Linked DNA regions of Mus musculus: regions 2 and 3 are each linked to region 1. The links are chromatin loops, found by intact Hi-C in ENCODE. Cell type or tissue: heart. All regions are shown on one strand.

Region 1 (8,000 bases):
TGGTTGTTTGGATAGTGAATCTCAGCTTGGAGGGCTTTCCAGAAAGCAGGCGGCTCCGGTCTCTGAACTCTAACTCCGTTTCTCCACCCCCCTTCCGGTGCTGTGCAGTTCTTTCCAATTCCTGAATTGACATGTACAGTACTAGAAAACCTGCAGAGAGCGCCTGGAGGTCACAGCCTGCATGAGCTTTCAAGCTGGAGAGGGCTAAGTGGAAGGAAGACACTGCACCCCTGGGATTTCCTCCTGCAAATGAGATGAAATCTATATAAATGTACTCTTTCCCGTCTCATACCTTTTATTCGATTTGCATACCACGGATCCGATGACAACTCTCTTGAAAAGTGGTGAGAATTCTTAGGGAAATGCCAAATATCTACTTCTCACCTGATAAAGTGATTCTCATGGTCACAGTATGAACTTCCACTGCACGGAGAATCCCTCAAGGCATATATATGTGTGTGTGTGTGTGTGTGTGTGTGTGTGTGTGTGTGTGTGTGTGTGTATGTGTGCGCTGTACATTTTTTTTTCTAAATTCTGTATAGTAAATCCAGACCTGTATCTCAGGGGTGAGGTGTGGGAGTGGGTCAGGGAGCATGTGAAGAATGGCTGTATCTAATCAGACAGCGAGGGGAAGAAGGCCTTATGACTGTCTCCTAGCACTAACAATATACCTGGGTCATTTTGGTTCCTAGTTTGTACCCAAGAAAGATGAGAAGTGCTGTATTCGTTTTTAGTTTTGCTCAAGGTGAAGCATGAAAATGATTTCTTTCATTTCAGCTCCTTTGACTGTTTCAGCCACAGCGGTTCATGCAAAGAAACTAAATCTTGGAAAGGAAGGGGCTAACCCCTCCCCATGCTTGTGCTCAGGAACCACATGATGACCATGACAGACCATGACCAGGACATCGGTGGGTGCAAAAAGAAGAAACAAGAGCACAGGGAGGAAGGAAGAGCTGGGTGGCATGGGGTGGGGTGGGGTGGGGGGAGGATTGCAACTAGGCATGATCTTGCTTCAGGGCATGGAGCCCAGAAAGCCCAAGACCAGAGGGCTATGCCTAGAGCGAAGCATATTTTTCAGCAGTGCTCCCCCCATTTGGGGGACATATTCTAGGATGGAAGTAGAAAGATTGTAATGGAATGTGGCACGTGAGCTCATTTGTGAAAAACAAAACAAAATAAAACAAAAAACCAAAACAGCTTTAATTTGCTACAGTGCTGAGTTCTGAGGCAACCATGCAAAGATCTGTTTCTCTTCCTCCTCTTCTTCTTCCTCTTCCTCTTCCTCTTTCTCCTCCTCCTGCTTCTTGGTTTTTAAAGATTCATTTACTTATGCAGATGTCTTGTCTGCATGTACATCTGCACACCAGAAGAAGACATAGGAATTCATGGGACTACAATCGTATAGGTTGCGAGCCTCCATGTGGTTGCTGGGAATTGAACTCAGGATCTCTGGGAGAGCAGCCAGTGCTCTTCACCGCTGGTCTCTCTAGGCCTGTTGACATCATTTTGAATGTTAAATTATAAGCAACTTTTCAGGCAAAGCACCCCGTCTCCCCACAGCTGCATATGGTGTCCCTGCAAAGGCAGGGGTGAATGTTGGGGTCCATTCCTCCACAAGATACCTCGCCCCCCAGACACTTAGGTTGATAGCCAAGTCCCCTCTGTCAGACATATTCTCTTGGTCAAATCTAGACAGCCCACCTTCCCGACACTGCTATTCCTGGGAGCCGAGCCTGGTGCCAGGCTGTACTGAACTCTAGATGAAAGGGCTCTCTTCTGACAGGCAGCTTGCGCTAAACCTTGACCTTTTTGAGCTTTGGGAGGTGGACAAGGGAGCAGAGGGGGACGGGCAAGGAGGGGCTGTGTGGTCACTGCTTATAGAGAGTCTGTTTACCTGCCTTCAAGGGTCACAGCCATCTGAATGGGTTTCTGGGACTCTGCTCTTGGGTTTGGTTTCAGAAGACCCATACTGTGGAATTCGGCTCCCCCCCAGGGCCTACCCCTTGCTCTTTGGGATGGGACTTTAATTCCCCAGTGTGACTCCAGCCTTTCAGGGGAGCACTGTAGCTTTCTTGCAAGCCATGTGGATGGCTGCTGTAAGTGGACTTTACTGTTGTTGTATAAACCTTCATTTAAAATTGACTATAAAATGTTTCTGAACCTGCCAAACACGCATTAAAATATTTTGCTCCATTTATGCCTATGTGTAACATTTGGTTTCTAAAGAGCTTTAATCAGTGACTTCAAGTAGGAAGTTATCCATCTTTATTGCCGGTTGGTTCTCAGTGGTGGTCGGGGCAACAATCTTTTTATTGCTTCTGTGTTTAGTTGTTCTTTGACATGATAGAAGTCAGCTGCAGTTCAATGAGCTCACTATTTGTGCAACTTAATTGCTTGCTTCCTCCAATACATACTCAGTTTTTCCTTTTATGAGCGGGGCTGTTGGAAAAATTAAGCTTAAGGATATGGCCATCCACTGTTAATTAACCTCCTTCCCAAACACATTAGTAAAATAGGTCAAATAGCTGCTGAGTGCTAAGTGTACTGTTACCAGGGTCTTCCTGGGCTGAGAAGTGGATCCTGTGTTAAGTGAACAAACGCTGGTGCTTTGAGCATTCTCTGGAAGCAGGCATGGCATAGACCGATGCTAACGGCCCTCCCCCTCCCCTGCTGTACCACAGCCATCCCTTCTGGGTGGGACCCCGAGCTGCTTAGATTGTTTCTTTCTGCAAACATTCAAAGACTTTCTTCCTTAGGTTATTGCCTGTTTTAAAGGTGGGGGGGGGGTCGGACCTAAACCTAGCTTTCTCTTTAGTCACCACTGCTGCTGTTTTGGTTCATCATTCCTAGCATAATCTGAATAATGTGAGGTCTAGATGTGCTCGAGATGTGTAGAAAGAAGGAAACTGATCTATCAAAGCAGGTTCACAGAGACCTCATCTGATTCTCTAGGTGTTGATTCATATTAAGGTGGAAAGTCATTTAATTGCCAGGAGGAGGGGTTGGTTGGAGCTTTCCCAAGTGAAGAGAAAGTATTTTGAGGTTTATATGCATTTAAGAAAGAAAGAATGAATAAATGAATGAAAGAAGGAAAGAGAGAGTGAGAGAAAGAAAGGAAGGAAGGAAGGAAGAAAGAAAAGATTTCTGAATTTGGTGAAAGGTAAGAAAATGCAAGGAACAAATTTACCCTTTTAGACAGTGAGAGAGCACACGCAAACAGAACTGAAAGGAAAATGTGTGAGAGAGAGAAGGATGAATCCGGTCATCTCTACTGTCTGATTGAAATTTCACAAGTTAGTCTTTGTATGCCAGGGGATGAAAAAGGAAGGAAACATAGCTGCCCCAAAGAAACGTCATGCTGATAAGTACAGAAAATTTTCTTTAGAAATTACTAGTTATCACCTAAATCTTGCAAACATTTTGGCAAACAATCTACATTTCTGAAATTGTCCTCCCTGATACAGTGACTGTCAGGCTGTGGTGGGCCAGTGCCCTTCCCAGACCTTTTTGATTCCTAACATGGACAGATTTCCACCTTATACTTACAGTTACTGTAGAGGGCATGCTACAGCATTGCATTTTTGTAGTGTGATGTCAGAATCCTAGAGACACAGAGTCAGTATTGAACTGCTATCCTGATTTTCATACTTTCTAACCCAAGATAATGACCCCATGGTTATCCTGGAGGATCTCTGGACATTTGTTCTCCTCAGTGAGGCTTGTAGCAATGTGCTGGGTCATCCCCAGGAGTTGTGAATTCTAGGGGTTACATTTTCTCCCATCTTTTGTCTGACTGATGCCTGAGATGCAAATGGTGGGCTATAGTAAAACTGGAGAATGGTGGGAAACCTTACTTCAAGGTTGAAAAAACTTGTCAGGAAGAAGAGGAAGAGGAAGAGGAAGAGGAAGAGGAGGAGGAGGAGGAGGAAGAAGAAGAAGAAGAAGAAGAAGAAGAAGAAGAAGAAGAAGAAGAAGAAGAAGAAGAAGAAGAAGAAGAAGAAGAAGAAGCAGCCCAAGACGATGGTTATGAAACAGCGAATTTTGGAAACTTCTAAGGCATTGTCCTGATGCTCTCTCTATATATCCCTAGAGCCCTGCTGATGGAATCTAGCAGCACCGTTTTTGTTTCACATTCCTTCTAAACTAGTTGCATCCAGGAGATTCTGCCAGGTCTCGCTGAGCTTCCAGGAATCCATGGTTTGCTTGGCTCTTGGATTCTTCTTAACTTTAAGGAGTGTGCTTTCTCTTCTGACTTTGCTAGTAAGTCATGATGGACTTCAATAAAATCTGGACAAGGAGCCCTAACAGCCACGAAATGCTTCCTATAACCAGCAGGTGGCACTGTGGATACTACAGTGGTGAAAACTGGGATGTAGGCAGCAAAGATAGGGTGGGGGGCTGGAAGGATTAGGTAATGCAGGTGAACCTACCGAATTTGGGATTAACAGGCCATTTTAGACAGCTCTAAGCAGCCCTGGGCTTGCAAAGCTCCTTCCCTCCTTCTCTCCCTCCCTCTCTCTGTTCCCGCCCTCTCTCTGTTCTCTCTCCTCCTTCTCCCTCTTTCCTCCTCTTTTCCCTCTCTCTCCTCCCTCTTTCTCGTTCTCCCTGTCTCTCCCATCTCCTTGTCTCCCCCATATCCTGTCTCCTTCCCTCTCTCCTCCTCTCCCTCCCCCTTCTCCCATTTTCTTTCCACTGGCACCAAACGATGGCTACTTAAACTTTCCTTGCTGTGTCTGCTGCTGTTCCAGGTTGAGAAACAGACTCAGGAAGATGTAGTGAATTTTATATCAACATCTACTCACATTATGAGACCACAGTGTGTAAATTCAAGGATGGTGTGTAGAATAGGTTACACTCTATGCTCATGACCCATTGTCCCACTAGGGACACAGGTTATTTTGGTTTATTTAGTTATATCAAGGAGATCAGGACATTTCCCTGATCTCTACTTGTCTCAGTACTCTCTGTCATGTGTGGCTTGTTTCTTTAGAAATTTATTGGAGAGAGAATTATGTAAATCAATTTTTAGAAGATACCCCTTCTCTGAATAAATTTTCGTACTTTTCAAAGTTCACGAGGTAGTTGAATTGAACAGAGATGGCCACAACTATTCGCTCCAAGACACCAGCAAAGGCACAAGGCTTATGGGATTCTCTTTGAAGGAAGGAACTTGTAATCAGAAACAACTTTCTCTGTAGCTTAGACCAGGGGCCAAGGAAGGCCCTAAAGAGGAAATGTAATTGCTCTCAATATGGCTTGCAACATGGAGGACTCTTGGGAACACCAGCCCTACCATCAGAAACATGGCCTCCTCTGCATGGATGAGCTGTGTTCTAGGGCTTGGTGGTTGCATTACCATTTTCTGCTTGCAGCAGTAGAAAGCAATTTTTTTCCCAATGGAGTTGGAGCCCATCTTTCTAAGAAGAACCAAAGGGGTTGGAGTCTGAAGGTGTTGGAGCCATCTTTCCAGGGGAGCACTGAAGGGGTTGTGGGTCCAGGGAGAATTGCTTCTGTCATCAGCGGTTGGTCTTTTTGTTATGGGAAAGCCAAAGGACTACAGAGAAAGGGATGAAGAACCACAAAACTGGATTTAGAACAAGGGGACAGAAGTCACTATGTAAAGGTCGGGGTCTTGGGGACCAGTTTCTATAGTCCGAGTGTCTCTCCAGTGTCCAGAATCGTACACATTTCTGCCATCCCCGTGCTGTGGGAACTGAGGCAGGCAGCTTGAGAGCTGCTCAGGAAGGATGTTTTGGACGGTCACTCTGTGTGACTGGACAGTTTGACCTACTAAGGGGACCTTGGAATGGAAACTGGTTTGCTATCTATCAACAAATAGGGCTGCTTCTGACTACTTCAGCAAGCTTCTCTCCAGCTTCTTGGACACCTTGCCCTCCTTGAGCCCAAAGCCTGGGCAGCCCTCGAGCTGCAAAGTGGAGCAAAAGTTCCCTGTCACTTCCTCTTCTGAAGGTTATGTCTGCAGACACTGGCTCCCATACCCCATAATTACTTTTTCACATTTTTTAATATAGTAACACATGGTTGGGCTTGTGGTACAGGGACCAAGTGATACCTCCAGGCCATGAACGCTATAAATAACTCCAGGGATCATTTTATATGGTTAGGGAAGGAAACTGCTTCTCTCTTAAGAAGTTGTTCCAAGAGGTAGGACTTGGGGACCAATGACTTATATTTTCAAGAGCCCCTTGCCATTTCTATTTCTCTATATAGCTCAGAGATCCTATCAGTATCAATGTATTGGCTTGTCAGTCAGTCTTATATCATGTTTTGGTGTAAAGTGGTTCTTGAGGGCATTTTTGTCACACATAGAGAGAGGCAATTATGTGGGTTAAGCTGTGAACTCCTGTCTCCTGAAGGAGGGCTCCTAGTGGGTACTCAGGGCTGGCATGTCGCTGGGTAAACCCCTCACTTGAGTCAACACTTGAGTAGACAGTAGCACCTTGTGCCACTGACCAAACAACAATAACAACAAACAAACAAACAACCCCCCAAAAACCAAAACAGTATACCACCCAAGGCAGTCTGATCTTTGAGCTTCCTGAGAAGAACAATTGAGAATATTTCTTGTGTTTCAGCAACTTCAGCACACATTGGCCCTTTTTTTCTTCTTAAGTTACCTTAGTTCACTTAAAATAAAACTAAGGTAGAGGCATATGGGACTCAGTTTACCCTCTGCATCTTCCAGAGTCATCTTGAGACTAGGAACCGTGAGAGCCAAACTGTAGCACTGACCAAACTCTCAGAGACACCTGGTGCTGTTTTCCAGGTTTTTATTTTTCAAGAGTCCTCCAGTTCTGGTCATCTGACAGCCACCATTTTAGGGAGAAGGAACCACGGCTGACAGTAGGGCAGACTGTCTTTATCTCAGGATGTTGCAGCCCTGACCAAAGCAAAGGTTGGTAGTATTTCTTGGGCCCTGTCCCCTGAACTCTCACACAAGGACTCCTTGGATAAGTGAGGTGGCAGCAGACCCCCAAGTTCTAGTCAGCCATAGGTACTCCAAAGTCTCCAACACAAAGCATTCCATTATAAAGTTGGCTCTTTGCACATGATGTTTCCAGCAAATACTTGTACCTGTTTTCTGCCATGCCGCAGTCTTTGAGATGATTACATGCCTTTGCTCAAGAATGGCACGTTGCCAAAGCCAGAGGTCTGCCTGCTGGAGTCTCAATAGTGTTCATTATGAAGAAGTTTCTATTCCTACCCTGGAAGGAAAAAGCCACTCACAGATAAAGTGTATGATATGATTATGGTGCTTTAGATAACCACAAGTATTACTTCCGACATGATAAGAGATTGTATTCTGTCTCCATTATGCAGGGCTTGGCTCAGCCTTTTTAAGAAGTGGTGGCATTTTTTTTTTTGAAGGCCACTTGATCAGTTTGGAACCAGTGGGAGCGTGAAGGTTTATGCAGATAAAATCAATGTCAGTTGCAGCTACCGCAGCAATGGCAGAGATGGGGAGAGAGGGAGTGGGGTGAAGAGGGAAAAGGGTAGAGGTAGCGTAGACAGATGGAGTGGGAAGGGGGTTGAAACCTGGAGCAAAGGGCCCTTAGCAATTCCAGTAGCTGTTTGGAGAACGTTGACTAAGCAGCTTGTCTATCAAGATGTTGGGTGACCTTTATTCCCCTGTGCAAACCTCATTAGGACTAAGCTCACAGAGAAAGTTTGAATGCTCTCAGCTCCTTGGAAGGATGTATTAATGAGACAAATTCAATTTGGGAAGGGAGTAGAGATTTTAAGACAGGGTTTCTCTGTCTAGCCCTGGCTGTCCTTGAACTTGCTCTGTAGACCAAGCTGGTCTGGAACTCACAGAGATCTGCCTGCCTCTGCCTCCCAAGTGCAGGGATTAAAGAAGTATGCTACCATGCCCAGCTGGACAGATAAACTTTTAAATAGACAGGAGAGTTAGCACCACTACAGGATTTTTCTGGAGGGGAATATAAAAAGGGGAGTTATAAGCCTGGTTAGAATTTCCC
Region 2 (8,000 bases), 570 kb after region 1:
TTAATGCCTGGGACCCAGGTGGTTCATGGAGGGGGACAAGCAGCAAGAGATGTCCTCTGACTTCTTTCTACACATGCACCCTGGAACTCAGGCTCTATACACAGAGGCAAATAAATGCATAAATTCAGTACTGGTTTAACTAAACCTCACCCATGCTTACAGTGTCAAGTCATGAACAGGAGAAATGGGGGAATAAAAGTGAAAAAAGAAACATATTTTATGTATTTCCAGCTTGGAATTACTTAAAAATGAAAGTGATACAAGATCCCCAATGAAGGAGCTAGAGAAAGTAGCCAAGGAGCTGAAGGGGTTTGCAGCCCCATAGGAGGAACAACAATATGAACTAACCAGTACCCCCAGAGCTCCTTGGAACTAAACCACCAATCAAAGAAAACACATGGTGGAACTTGTGGCTCTAGCTGCATATGTAGCAGAGGATGGCCTAGTCGGTCATCAATGGGAGGAGAGGCCCTTGGTCCTGTGAAGGATTTATGCCCCAGTATAGGGGAATGCCAGGTCCAGGAATGGGAGTGGGAAGGTTGGGAAGCAGGGGGAGGGGGAAGGGGATAGGAGATTTTCAGAGGGGAAACTAGGAAAGGGGATAACATTTGAAATGTAAATAAAGAAAATATCTAATAAAAAAATGAAAGTGATAATGTTTAGACATTGATAAGAGTTGTTTGAGATTTTGCAACTTAGGAAACCACGAAAACAGAGCAATATGTTGCCTCTGTTACTTCCTCTGTTGTCTATTAGATCCTCTGGAAGGGAAACCAACCACAGCCAAACATCATCCCCTGATGAGGAATGGAACGCCATAACTTTTTTCTAACCATAACCACAGTTCCACTAAGTTTGCGTCTCATTCCTCTACAGTCTTGTAGATAACGCTGGCCAGGAAGGGGATGCTACTGAAGCAGAGCAGAACGGTCCAGAGCTCCGTGTGAAGAATCTGGACAAATGTGCCCTCACATCTCCCTCACAGGCTACGTGTGAGCAAAGTCCTTCAAGAAGACTTTGTAAAGGGTAGGAGTAAGGCCAGGGCCATCTCGAGAATGTCCTCTAGGGTCCAAGAGTCATCCAAACTGGAGGTTTGCCAAAGGGCATACCTTGGCTTCCTGCCAGATTTTGTAGAAGGGAAGCATTATGCTGAGGGATGTCCTTTGTTCTAACAAGAGTTTAAAGGTCAGAAAATTACCCATTTTACCCACACACAGAGTCTGACACTCACAGATTTATTGTGACTCAGGAATTCATGACATGTCCTCATTGTTTACCCTGGATGAGAAAACAAAGGGGGAGAAACATGATAATGAAATCATTATACGTAAACATTAGTTCTCTCCGTAGTTTCCTCACACTGTCCCCCACTCCTTAAAAAGGACCTGTACGTAGTGATTTGATTTGCTTCATACTGTAATTCTTTAAATAGCCCCTAAATTTTTCCTCAACAGAAACATGATACCACTTGGCTGGTAATAACTAAACCCGATGCATAAATATAATATTTCTTCCTTAAATTTTTAAATTAGGGCATCATATTTACAGGTCCGTTTTTGACATACATCTTTTAAATGGGGTATTTGATGTCAAGAAGGGAAAGGCCCATGAAGACAAATTGCTTCGATGCATTTATGTTCTATTTTCCTTTTTTTTTTTAAAAAAAAAAAAAAAGTAAGTAGTTGAGAAAGACTAGTGTCTTTTTGCAGTTCCTTGGGAAATAAGTAGAAAAACCATGCATGCACACCGTGAAACTTTAACAAGGCAATGCATAGAGTTTTATGCTTTCCACAATTAAGATTTACCTTAAGTCTCTTTTCACTCACTCCCAGGCCAAAGACCACCAACCTGGAAACAATTTCTGATTTTAATAGCCACCATTAATATCTATGAAAACACAGTAAATGCATAATTTTCACATCAGGATATGAAACCACAAGAAGTGAATTATTTATATGAACTACATAAAAGAAACTTAGCATTGCCAGAGCTTGCCAGACAAAAGTAGCCCTTGTGATTTCCGTTCATTAACAGATTCACTCAACTTCCACTGCATGCTTTGCACCAAGACAAACGTTTTAATGGTAAGAAACTCATAATGTGCAACTCTTGCCTTATAGACAGGTTGACTCCAGTTGGGAAGATGCACAAATTTGTGCTCATGAGCGCACACACACTTCTATGTACACGTGTGATCAAGAGCCAATAGTGCTCACTGCATACAAAAGTGGCTTAGTTAGTGGCTGAGATGAAGTTGTGATCACTACTATCTTAATAGTGTAAGACGTTGTCATGGAAATTATGGGCATGATTCCAAAAGATGAAGTGATGGACAAAGATCTCATTACTCACAGGTGTATGCATCTAATTGAAAAGAAATTTGTGTTGACACTCTATTACCCTGGATAAATATTTGTATTCCTTGACATCTCTCCTCCTTTGTTTACTCTTTATTCCACACCCATCAGCTGCTTCTTTGCTCATAGTACCTGTTGCTATGATTTCTACATGTTATACCAGACATTGTAAGTAAAAAAGTGAGTCTCAATTTCTGAGACCCAAACAAGATATAGTATATGAATGGTACATTCTAATGTGTAAGTAATATAGCCTCATCCAGATAGAAAAAAAAGGAGATAGATTGATAGGTGATTGATAGATAGATGTAGAGATATAGATAAATATGGATTTTCCATAGAAATTGTATTGAGAGTTGTAAGCCCTGCCTCTTGAGAGTCAAAACAGCCTACTATAGAGCAGTCTGTCTCTGTGAATGAATGACTTAAGCTAGATAGTATCCTGGTATGCATGCTTTGTAAATAACTCTTTAACATGTTTATAAACCTACCACTCTAGCCTTTTATTTTCTGCTCCTAAACTTTAGCATTTCCCTTGTTAATTAGGCTCAGCCCTAAACAACATATTGTGTTATTAAGAAATAATTACATGAAGACAAGTAAATTAAAATCAGGTAGAAATCTCAAGGTGTCCTTGGTATGGTAGTATACACCTGCAGTGCCAGCATGAGTTAGATTAAAGAAGACGAACTCCAAGTTTGAGGCCAGCCTGGGCTACATCATGAGAGCCTGTCTCAATCCTACATCCTACACTCCCCACCCCAAAGCAACTGCAGGATGTTCACAGCATAGTTGAGATTGTTTTTGTTTTTATTCTTCTTGGGTTTTTATGGCTTATTACAGTGCAATAGTACTGTGACATGAATGCCTATGATGTGAGAGAGGTGACTAGGGTGAGGGCTAGACCGTTTGAGATGAGAGTCTTTTTCCAGAGCTCAGAAACTTTCATCTTTATCTCTAAAACATTTTGGCTTTGTTTTTCTTTACAAATCAGTAAAACGTTTTGCCTCTGTGTTAAGCCTTATTCAGGGAAATCAAGCTTGTATCTTCCTTAACAAATTGCCTGCTTTCTGTATCACAAACATAGACAACTGCTTTCATCTATCAACCCAAAATAGAAATAAAATTTACAGCCTGTTGTTCAAATTAGGCCAGCTGTGAATTCCTCTCAGCTCAGGGAGGTTTTATGGCCAACCATTCTTAAGAAATATGTGTTAATTTTACCAATTGAAATTTTATTTATGAAGAAATTCCATGTACTCAGGAGGATGGCATGGATAGGCTGGCTTTGTTGCAAATGAGTAACCCAGATCCTATAAAGATGGAAGAAGGGCCCAAGATGCCCCTTCAGTGAATGAAGCACTGGAATTTATTTTCCCACTGAGGTTAGGGATAGCCAAGACCTCATTCGGGGCCATGCGTCTATAACCTACCAAAAAGCTGGAAGACAGTCACCATTTCTGAGATAAAGCAATGATCTCTATGGTTTAAAAAGATGAAATACATAGCTAAGACTTGAGCGATTAAGCAAAGGCTACAAGAATTCATCTCTCAGCTTTACTCATTTCTGTCACTATTTTATATACACTGAAGCTGACTTCAGTAATGGAAGGCATCCACTTCCTTTATGTATGTGAATTATGTTTCTGGGGCTCTCAGCATGAGAGTGGTACAGAATTCTTGATAGGCTGAAGAGAGGGGCCACAGATTTTATAAGTGCCTTGTGCTTTTCCTCTCAGAACCTGCTTTTCACATTTCATTTCTTTCCCTGTCTTCCTCATCATTCTTTTTGTGGTCAGTCGGGTTGCCACCCAAACCCACAGTGACACCTGCTGGCTAATCAAATATGGCCCGACTTGCTGCAATCAAAGCAACCCAGGGAGTGTGTTAAACTAGCATTAACTACTACAAGATTCTTTCAAACTCAGGAAGGTGAGAAAAGCCTGAATGACTATGGTTAAGGGTTGTTTTGGAAAATCTTCCCGAGGCAGTAAACATGTAAAATGTAAAAACTGTGGGTTTCTTTCTTTTCTTTTCTTTCTTTCTTTTTTTTTCCCCCCTTTGAGAGTTTTAAGTACAACCTGGACCATGAACCAATTATTTAATTGTGAGATAGAAGTTATGCAAATAATTCATGGCAAGTCACTCTTTGTAATGTTTGCATCAGTCACATTTTTATTGCATATGGTAGCACGTAACCATCACGAAACAAAGTTCCCCAAAGAACAGAATACGCACATGGACGGTTCTTTTTTCTCTCTGACACAAAGGGTTAAGTTGTTAGACTAACACAGTCCTTCTTAGGATTCTTCACAACTTTCCCAACCTTTGAGGAAGTTTCTTTACTAAAAAATATTGATATTTGCTCAATTGTAGGGATTTTATACATGAGTAATTTTGGTGGGGTACCTTTTTGTGGATGTTTGCTTTATTTCAAGCAAATCCATTTCTGACTTGAAAGGACAAATTCTGTTTTGTTTTGTTTTGTTTTGTTTTAAAGACAACAGGGATTTTTTTTTTAATGTGGGGACATTTCTTAAAATATTGACATTTTTCATTCAAAGGTTAAACTCGAGGAAAAGCTTCTCCATACACGGGCTCATAGTTGAAACAAGAGGTTGTCCCCAAAGGCTTGTAGCAGCCGATGTGTACTGGACAGAATTCTTGGCCCTCTTCATCCTCGCTGTGTGTTCTCAAAGCCAGAACTTCATTTAAGCATGACCTTAGAAGATGAGTGATCCTCTCAGCATTTCCTGGTATTTGGGGAAAGGAATGTTTTTATTTGACTGCAGATGTCACTGGGTTTACAGGAAGGATTTGGTAACACATTCATGCCAATACTGCACTTACCCCGGATTTTTGCTCTGTAGGAAGAACACATGTCAAGGCTCACTGTTTGTTAAATGGGGAGGTTCAGTACACCAGAAGCGTCTATTATAAACATTGTGACTCCGTGCAATTTACAAAATGTTCTATCTCCATTAAACAATAAACCCTTGACCCCAGAGCTCAGTTTGGGGATTCTGTGATTCGAGAAGGTACACATAATGGATGGCGATAATAAATGAAGAGGTCAGAAGGTTAAGAAAAACTGTTTAATTATTTCTCTCTCTCGAGTGTGTGGGCTGCAGATGAAGGTGTGTTTCGTCTGCGGTCCTCCTGGAGAAACCCTGTACGGACGGGACCCACCCAGGCAGGCCAGGCCAGGCAGGGCAGGAAAGCAGGTTGCTGGCCCTCAGCTGTGTTTGTGAACTCGTCGTCTCTAGATACCCTTCCATCTCTGAAGCTTTGCAGCTTCTGCCAGGAGTCCCAGTGCCAGGCCCTGGGTTCATCATCTGTTTTCCGAAGAGTTTGGATTTGTTAGCATGAGAAATTCATTGCTCACAGTTGCTTCCCAGCTGTGGCACTGGTGAGTGCAGCCTTTTTGCCTTATTTATTTGTTGAAAACTATGTTCTGTCCTCTCTTGGAAGTTCTCTTATGTAACCAGTCCTGGATGCAAGCCCTCGGGCACTCAGTCTCAGGCCCTCAGCTTGCTTGTCAGTGAAAGACCTCCCCCTCGAGCAGACTCCTCACTTGAACTTCACAAGGTCAGGGTGTCCGCCTGAGGGCAGGACGTGGCAGTTCTCAAAAATCTTGCTGTTCTCCAATTCCTGCCGTGGAGAAATAGATGAAGTCTGTAGACTTGGGCTTTGGTTGGAGAACTGGGACTGGGATAGGGGGGGTTCTCAATGTAGCTTGAGAAGCAGGTGAAAGGACCTTCTAGAAGCTGTTCTGCCCAAAATTCCTTCAAGAGTCCAGTGTGTTCAAAGCAGGAGCCAGCAAGGAATGCTTTGTCGGTCTCCCTCCATCCAGGGTTTGAAGGTTAGAGGACACTTCTGTGGTTGCCAAATAAAGGCGAATCCTTTAGTGCTTCCTAGCTTTCAGCCAATCCCAAACACATTTACAGTAAATTGCTGCCTGTTTCGCTCCATCGAGACTTGTGGAAACCGGATCAGAAGCAGCTGGTCAGACAAACTTTGGCTTCTAAAGTCTAGCAGAAATGCATTGTGAAGAAAAGGAACCTGGCCTGGCTTTGATTGAGACACTTAAGGTTTCCACCCCACCTCCCCGATAATCTGGGAAAACAAAACAAAACAACAACAATGACAGCAATAGTAAACAAACCCAAAGCTAAAACTATAATGAAATAATGACAGCAATTTATTCACTTGTGGTCTTAAAGTGGAAGAAGGTACAGTTACCTTCACATTCCACAAGGGAAGAGAAAACTTACCTTTCCTGGATGTGTATGAGAACTGGGGATTTGAGTAAGAAAGTTCTGGATCCCAGTGTTAGTCTACCACTGGGTAGTCTGGGTGAAGTGAACATATCTAATCCCCGGCTTTCTAGTCTGTGAAAGGACAATTATGAGGACTTCGACGTGAGAGAGACTGTTATAAAGAAGAAATGCACCGTGTTCCTAAAATGTTCAAAATGAGCCGTTGCTGGGTGAGAGTTCTTCAGTCAGGCTTCAACTGGAAACAGAAAGTCTGAGTTTGAAGCCACCCTTGATGGTTAGACTCGTGTGACTTCAAAGGCTCTTCCTTCCCTGTGGTTCAAAAATCTACTCTTGGGTAGTACTGAGGTGAATGGAAGAGGAAGTGGATGCTTGGCTCTTCCGATCTGTGTGAGGTTAAAGTGAAATATCCGTCACAACAGAAAAGGGCTGTGTCCTAGGATTGGATAACTTCATCTTACTCCAACATTCCCAATGAGAGGATTACAAACTGGGTTTTCAGCATTCAGTATGAGACACACGAGTGGGAAGGCATGTGTGTTGAGACAGTGGGTGTAGTCCATCTGGTCCTCAGAAAGAAAAAGCCCAGCTGAGCCACAGGTCAGCCGTGGCAAACTCGGTTTTTCTTAGCCACCCTGACTCCCCTCTCATCACAGTGGCAGAAAGGAGAGCAAACATAGGAAAGCCAGAACTAGATAAATATAAAACCTAGGACTATGGCCCAAGGCTCAGTAATCAAGATGCATAGAATCGCAGTGTAAGAATTGAAGGTAAAGGTTACTTAACTCTGCCCTCGGGTGGGCAAAACAGAAGTTTAAATGAAGACTAGATGATGAGATGTCAAGTCATCTGAAGCTGGGACTCGGTTGTCAGCTGGGACTAATAGTGCCATGGCTTCATCAAAAGAAATTCGGTTCTGTTTCCGCTAAATGTGTGGCTAGGGTTCTCCATGGGGAAGCCTTTGAGCCTATAAGGCCGTCTCTGAGAGGCCTGCACCTCAAAAAATTGGTCTCTGTCATTGCTATATGTTAGAGATAGATGAGGCTCCCATACCTGGAAGATAATTTGAGAAGAAAACTTTTCACTGTTCTAGGCTATTTTTCAAAGCAACTTTTAAACTCTCAGATTCAGTGGTTTAAAAAGGCGGGGTTGGGGGGGGGGTTGGGCAGGGAGGGAATCACTTATCACAAAGCTCAAGGGTTTCCTTGAACCCAGATCTGGTATTTGCCATGCAATATTTTGATAAATGGGGGTTAAATGGTTCCAAAATACACAGATTACATTTCCTTGAATATACATGGTTCTGGAAAATGAAAGGGAAACGGTGCTCTGAGCAAAATACATTTGGGCTCTGTTGAACCCAAAT
Region 3 (8,000 bases), 690 kb after region 1:
GAATTCTCACCTGAGGAATACCGAATGGCAGAGAAGCACCTGAAAAAATGTTCAACATCCTTAATCATCAGGGAAATGCAAATCAAAACAACCCTAAGATTCCACCTCACACCAGTCAGAATGTCTAAGATCAAAAATTCAGGTGACAGCAGATGCTGGCGAGGATGTGGAGAAAGAGGAACACTCCTCCATTGTTGGTGGGATTGCAGGCTTGTACAACCACTCTGGAAATCCGTCTGGCGGTTCCTCAGAAAATTGGACATAGTACTACCGGAGGATCCAGCAATACCTCTCCTGGGCATATATCCAGAAGATGCCCCAACTGGTAAGAAGGACACATGCTCCACTATGTTCATAGCAGCCTTATTTATAATAGCCAGAAGCTGGAAAGAACCCAGATGCCCCTCAACAGAGGAATGGATACAGAAAATGTGGTACATCTACACAATGGAGTACTACTCAGCTATTAAAAAGAATGAATTTATGAAATTCCTAGCCAAATGGATGGACCTGGAGGGCATCATCCTGAGTGAGGTAACACATTCACAAAGGAACTCACACAATATGTACTCACTGATAAGTGGATATTAGCCCAAAACCTAGGATACCCAAGATATATGATACAATTTCCTAAACACATGAAACTCAAGAAAAATGAAGACTGAAGTGTGGACACTATGCCCCTCCTTAGAAGTGGGAACAAAACACCCTTGGAAGGAGTTACAGAGACAAAGTTTGGAGCTGAGATTAAAGGGTGGACCATGTAGAGACTGCCTTATCCAGGGATCCACCCCATAATCAGCATCCAAACGCTGACACCATTGCATACACTAGCAAGATTTTATCGAAAGGACCCAGATGTAGCTGTCTCTTGTGAGACTATGCCGGGGCCTAGCAAACACAGAAGTGGATGCCCACAGTCAGCTAATGGATGGATCACAGGGCTCCCAATGGAGGAGCTAGAGAAAGTACCCAAGGAGCTAAAGGGATCTGCAACCCTATAGGTGGATCAACATTATGAACTAACCAGTACCCCGGAGCTCTTGACTCTAGCTGCATATGTATCAAAAGATGGCCTAGTCGGCCATCACTGGAAAGAGAGGCCCATTGGACACACAAACTTTATATGCCCCAGAACAGGGGAACGCCAGGGCCAAAAAGGGGGAGTGGGCGGGTAGGGGAGTGGGGGTGGGTGGGTATGGGGGACTTTTGGTATAGCATTGGAAATGTAAATGAGCTAAATACCTAATAAAAAATGGAAAGAAAAAAAAAAAAAGAACGTTTCTTCGAAGATCACCTGCACCTTCCCGCCACCTCTTCTCCATTTCTACCATCTAACTCTCTGTGCCATCTGCCATCAGACCACCTAGAACATCTAGGTGAAAAGGTCAGCTGCTAAAAAATTCAGTGTCACTCATATCAACTGCAACAAGGAAAATCCCTGCCTAACCGCCTTAGTGAAGTAGAGATATATTTACTGTGTGTTCCCGGTTGTCATGAGATGATTGCTTATTTTGAGTATAACATTGTCCAAGCTGCACTTAGCTAGAATGAAATGCAACTGTCAATGATAAAACAAATGAACCCGTGCTTCAACATCGAAACTTTCCTGTTGTAAGAAAGTGGCTAAAGCCACAAGTGCTGACCCAATAGTCTAAATAATTCGTCACAAAGCCTGGCCCACTTGCTACACAGTCAGCCCTAGAAAGACTTTAGAGCATGGCTCAAGATCTCCAGGCTTCCTATCTGCTGTCCAGCCCCTGGAAGGGGAATGGGGAGAGACATGAGAAGACAGTTTTCTTTGAGAGGTTCCCTCAAGGTACAGACCGCGTGCCTGCTCCCACCCTACCGTCCACATGCAAACATGGCTGCTCCTAGCTGTAAGGAGAGCTGAAGAACATGGCCTTTGTTCTGATGGCTGTAAAATGAGGTGGGGGGGGGGGCATTGCTATGGGAGGAAAACAGCTTGCCTATGAGAACATTTTTAGAGCCTCTGCCACACTAATAATGTTGAAAGATGGTAAAAATGGATAGAAGGAATCAATTTCCCTGGGTGCAGGTGATGCTGTTTTTAAAATGAAGGGCAAAAAATAAAATAAAATAAAATAAAATAAAATAAAATAAAATAAAATAAAATAAAATAAAATAAAATAAAACTGAGCAAATGAAAATCTGACTTTTTGGTGAAATTCAAAGGACTCTCTGTCTTCGGCAGGGACTTAAGTAAGGCCACGGCACTCGGCCCTCCCTATGGCTCAAGGTTCTCTTCATTATCTCATGGGGCTAGAAGAGCCATCACCTGCTGCTTTACCTCAACCAACAAGTCCTTACAAAATGTGTGTGTGCCTGGGGCTGATGGGAACATCTGTCTCAGCACGATTTCAGTTAGTCATGTCCAATTTTTGATGCCCAAGACTGAAGGATGGGGGGGGGGCCGGGGGGCGAAACTAAGAGGAAGTAATTTCACTGAGTTTGAATTGGGAAGACAGCAGACAAGAGCATCCTGGGTTACTTCCTAGAGTGTGACTGGGGCAGTTAGAGCAGAATTAGCCTGGGGAGAGGGGAGAGGGCCAAGGAAGACAATGGGGAAGGAAAGTGGGAGGCGCAAAAACTCAGATGGGAGCTGATACACCATCGGAAATTAATTTCATCATCTTGAACCTTTTTTCTGGAGTCAGCTATGAATAATGTATGTGATTAATAAGCAAAATATGCAAAGATAGAGCATTTTCTTTAAAGTAAAAGGGGGAGCAATGTGCTTATAATCTGACAGGGTATTGTTTGCATTCAACAAAAGCAAAAGAAATCCTATTCTTTGAGCTGGAGAGTCTCTCTGTTACTGTTTGTGAAGTTTTGAGCTCTCACCTAACAACATAACAAAGGTGGCTTTATACCTGTCACTTCCTCCCCACCTTCCTCATATGACATCTCTAAGGTAGATGCTGCTCCCTCACGTTCACATAGAAGAAAGCTATGAGGTTCAGAAGTCTTAGGCCAGTGACTTGACTCCTAATAGTGACAGACTACAAACCTAAGAAGCCAGGCTCCAGATTCTCCCGCTCAGTCCCTTACCCTGACATCACGTGGAGTAGATATTTGGGAGACGTGGCAATGATTTACATAAAGACCGAAGCAGGTGCCTCCTGCCCCTTTGGATTCCTTTCTCAGTAAGACTATGTAAGTGAAATCAGTTTTCACTGCTTCGGGGGTCCACTGTGGAGTTGCTCTACAGATTCCTCCTAAACGCACCTCCTCCCGACAGCAGGTGAGGCGTCAATGGTGTCACCTAGTGGTGAAAAGAGGAACTCACTCACCCGACTCCTTTTTTCCACCTTTCCTGCTTCAGGAGCTATTTTGGCAGAGGTGTTCACCCCTTTGAGTCCCCAGTCATTTAACTCCGCCCTAATCGTTTTGTCGTGATCACATGGTCTCATCTTCCTTGGTTCTCGTTATTCTTCTCTTCTCCCCTTTAAGGTGAGAAGGAAGGAAAGGAGCGAAGGAGGGAGGGAGGGAGGGAGGGAGGAAGGAAGGAAGAGCTCTCTTCCCCTTCCCCTTTATTTTTACTAGTCAAAAAAGTTAACCTGTCATCTGGGGACCATCAGATTCTGGAGTCAAACACAACTGCCTCTGAATTCCAGATCCATCACATTGCGAGGCTGTAAGCAAATGGCACAACCTCTCTAAAGAGAAGTTCTCAAATTTATAAAGGGGAGAGGAATTGCCTGCATCTCAGAGCTTTAAGAATTCGGTGAATTAAAATAATCATATAAAGCACTTCATAAGTAAGAATATAAGGACTGTCACTCATTCACAAATGCATAAAATTCTGCTGTCTGCTGGAAAAGGAAACCAGGCTTGTGAGTTAAATTGGTTCTACTAAAGGACCAGAATGTGTAATAACTAAACCCTGCAAGGTCCCAGCAAGTCCTCTCAAGTATCCATCTAGCGAATGGACTTCTTACTGCAAATGCATGATAGTTCCTCTTTATGACAAAATGGGCTAGCTTTGGCATGCGATCCTCACTGACAGGCACTGCTTCCATACAAGTGTCTGCTAAATTCCAAAGAGCCCTAGAGCAGGAACCTCAAGTTCTGCTTTTAAATCTGTGAACAGTCGAACACATTTGACGTTTTCCTAATGAAATTTAGGACCTTTAAATGGGTCTGCTTACAAAATAAAACAGCAGCACACGGGAGAAAAATGTTCAAATTCAACCTGGCCCTAAGGACTGCTTACTTGCTTCAAGCAGAATGTGTATGTGTGTCATACCATAGCACCCACTGCAGAGTCTGCCCCAGGAGCTGAAGACAGAGCGCTGGTCCATACACATGGAATCAGAAACTAAAAGAGGACCATCTTCTCAGCAAATGATGCTGGGCCAGGGGGCCATCCACGTGAAATGAGCTCACTTTGCCCACTTCCCAACATGATGAAAAATTCAACTTAGACTGTGTGCTAAAAAAATTTTAGAAACTAAATTGATAAGCTTCTGGAACAAAATATAGAACAAAACCAAGCCAAAGTTTCTCACACATCTCCAAACTCATGAGACCCAAAAGGCAGACTTGATGAACTCAACTTCACCAATAATTGAAAACTATTCATCAAAAACATTTGCAAAAAAAAAAATTAAAGCCATAGGCTTGGTTAAAATGTATTTTAAAGGCACATGTCTGGTATATATTTTCAATCAAGTACATGTAAAAAATCGCATTTAAATAATAAGGAAATTTAATTAATTTAAACCAACAGAGGGGTCAACAGGATGGTTCAGTAGATAAAGGTGCTTGCAGCCAAACCTCGAAACCTGAGTCCGCCCCAGAGACCTTACAGTGGAAAGAGAGAAAGAGCTTCCACGGTTTAGCCTCTAACCTCCACATACATACATAGCAAACATGACCCCATACACATACATACACATGAATAAATACAATTCTTAAATTTTAGCTATGCAAGAGATTTGAACACCCTTCTAAGCATAACATACAATTATGAGAAATAACTATATTCTCTACACTCTTAGGTCCCCAAAACCACCATCTACAACTAGATGAGTATACCTTTAGTTACATGATACCTTTAGTTATTATAACGCTAGTTATACTACACTTTTAGTTAGTGTAACTTTAGCTATGCACATCTGGAAGATGCTTTGGAGGAGCAGAGCTGCTCCTCCAGAGCACAGTGAGGCGTCACCACATATCTATGGAACTGAAGGATGGGGTAGGATTACAATGAAAGGATGACATAGATTCTATAGGATTAGAACTTTTCCACTTTGCCACCAGAGCTGGACATGGTTCAGCCTCTTTGGAAGGTAGTTTGGGAAACTCTTTAGAAGTTTGTCCTGTACCTACCATGTGAGCAAGCAACGCCCATCTAGGTACAAACAAACGAAAACACATGTTCACATAAAAATCCAAATGTGAATGCTGGCAGAGGCTTTTGTCAAAACCACCCACGTGGAAACCAGTGCCATTTCACTGGTGAGTGGAAACCAAGCTGGTGAGAAAAAAAACTGAAGAGGCGTGCGGCAAGCCACCCTAAAACATGGCTGCAGGAGACCAGAATATGTTAGCCAAAGTATTCGTTACTTTGGTCCAGTTCTCTTAAGAAACTATTGGCACAGGGTCAGCTTCTGGTTTCATGCTTGTCATAGGAGAACTATACTTCTCTAAAGGGGGTCTGTGTATAAGGGGTCTCCCTCTCCACATCAGGAAACAAAGGAAGATGGCCCAGTCAGTAAATTACTTGCTCCAAATTCTTCCTCTATATAAACCTAAGCTTGTGGGAGAATCTCAAAGATGATCTCAGTGGTCCCTGGGTCGTTCTCCAGCAGTATTACATTAATTAGATTTCTCCTTTCTACTCTTTGCCATTGCGCATCCCTTTAATGGATGTATTGGAACCAGTGGCTAAACTTAGCCAGGTTAGAACTTCTGGAACCATGGTTCTTACACCAACACTCTGGTGGCAGCAGTGGACACTCTTAGGAGTTGTCCTTCTGAGGGTCATTGTCTTGCCTTTGCCCAACATCCTAAATTTTAAAGAAAAGTTGCCCCCAGGATGATTAAAACATTAACTAATAAATATTCTTTTAGACTTACAGAGCCAAGAGTGTCTGGTCACCTTTAATTATATTACAGAATTAATATTCTTCTTGAGAGAAGACAGGAGGTAGCCCTAGGAAGGTGATATTGCCACCAAAAGAAAAAGACATCTTCCTTGAATGATGGAGACCTGTTCTGCGTGTAGAATTCCACCTGGTATCCCATCGTACTTTCTTTTTCTTTTTTTTTTTAAGATTGTATTTATTTTATGTATGTGAGTACACCGTCACTGTACTCAGACACAACAGAAGAGGACATCAGATCCCATTGCTGTGGGTGTGAGCCACCATGTGGTTGCTGGGAATTGAACTCAGGACTTCTGGGAGAGCAGTCAGTGCTCTTAACCACTGAGCCATCTCTCCAGCCCCCTCCCATTGTACTTTCTTTCCCTCTCTCCAAAAGTCCCTTCCTCTACATGAGTTCCCCAGGACAGTGCTTTTGGGGGACACTAACACTTCTCTTAATTCTTAGTGGACCAGTCCTTGAAAAACCTAGCATCCTCCCCACCAACTATTGGATCCCTAAGATTAGCTTTCAAACATCGAACAGATGGATTTGGGTTCAATAACACTTGCTTTCTTAGAAGCAATTAAGAAGAGAAAAGCAAACGAAAGCTCAGTAACTCCTATAGAGGGTAAAGGCTCCTTCACTCCCAACAGCATTACATCCCAATAAACACATTCTAAATTAAATAAATCCTAAGTCAAAATGTTAGTGCCTCACTAGCTGGGCATGGCAGCCTATCAGCACTGAGCACTGTGAAATACTGGTTGTTTACTCTCATGTCACTGATAAGAAGCGGCCACTTGATTGGAGACTGCTCAAAATCTTAAAGGAGTATCACCAGCCTTGAAAGTGTCAAATTCAAAATTCAAGGCACAATTCCTACTAAATACAAACCACGTTTTCACCAGCATAAAATTGATAAATCACAAGTCAAACTATCATAAGTGGGAGACAATCCACCAATGGGAGCTACCAAGGGAGTAAGAAGTAAGTCTCCAAGTTGTAGCTCTGATTTCAGCTGTACGTACCAACGTCAGGTGAACCAAAGGAAGACTGGTACTGAGGAGAGACGTATGTAGAGACACACCACTGGTCAGTGTACAGAAAATAAGGGATGGTAACATGCTCTGCTCTAATGGGACATACATTCACACCCCTCCTGCCAGGCTTATGGATCTTTACAGAAGAGACAGAAAGACTGTAAGAGCCGGGTGTGATGGATAACATCAATGAACCAGTTTTTTCCAGACACAACAGGCATTTACACATTTGAATTCATTGATAGCATGCACACAACCTGAACATCTTAAAGCCAGACAAAACCGCAGCATAGGGATAGAGAAGGTGGGCATAAAGTTGCACCACCAACTGAGGACTGTTGGCACTTGATAGCTGCTGGGAGATGGAAAGTCAGTTCTTCCATTATTTGACTCTTGGTAGGCCTACCATGTGCCATGGCTGGCCCCACTGCCAGGACTAGTTAGACAGTACAAACTGGACTTAATTATATGGGGGAAGAAAACTCAAAGTTTGGTGGGAGGAGAAGTGGAGAGGATGGTTGTGAGAGGAATTGGGGTGAATATCTTCAAAACACAGTGCATGAAATTCTAGAATAATTAATAAAAATACTGTGTTTAAACATAGCCAAGAGAGATTTAAATCTACACCCTAAGCTTTGCACCACCAATAGCTTAAAGCCCTCCTGATTCTCAACCAGGGCGTCATGCTAGTATCCTCTGGGAGAAAGTGCAGAACAAGATGGAGACAGAGCAGCCACAGAAAGTCTAAGCACACTCCATTCTCACCCATGCTCATTGAAATAACCCAAGGTTATTTTTTCCCATCTGGATTGAAGTTAGCCAACTAATGTTTTCAACTAGAAA

The links. Peaks named below come from ENCODE experiments on the same cell type or tissue, not always from the same donor. Only the 100,000 strongest peaks of a DNase experiment are listed, where the experiment ranks them.
Region 2: a loop joins it to region 1, with 12 times the contacts of the local background. A loop is called at or near these places in 17 of 42 quality-filtered maps.
Region 3: it touches region 1 in a loop (5-fold over the local background); 11 of 42 quality-filtered maps call a loop at or near these places.

The regions. Positions count from the first base shown.
Region 1 is chr14:46,561,521-46,569,520 of GRCm38, reverse strand. Rubie (RNA upstream of Bmp4 expressed in inner ear) reads left to right here. Exons shown (of 5, transcript NR_046459.1): 4 at 1-344; 5 at 778-1,190. Among named protein-coding and RNA genes, the nearest start is that of Rubie, 10 kb to the left of the region's middle. In heart, a CTCF peak has its summit at 4,326 (motif pointing right); a DNase peak (open chromatin) is centred at 4,190; H3K27ac peaks cover 1,731 bases.
Region 2 is chr14:45,990,047-45,998,046 of GRCm38, reverse strand. No RefSeq gene overlaps it. Among named protein-coding and RNA genes, the nearest start is that of Gm34499, 230 kb to the left of the region's middle. In heart, a CTCF peak has its summit at 4,196 (motif pointing left); DNase peaks (open chromatin) are centred at 4,186 and 5,856; H3K27ac peaks cover 1,218 bases.
Region 3 is chr14:45,873,804-45,881,803 of GRCm38, reverse strand. No RefSeq gene overlaps it. Among named protein-coding and RNA genes, the nearest start is that of A530076I17Rik, 210 kb to the right of the region's middle. In heart, a CTCF peak has its summit at 3,287 (motif pointing left); no DNase peak of the experiment used is centred here; H3K4me3 peaks cover 328 bases; H3K27ac peaks cover 327 bases.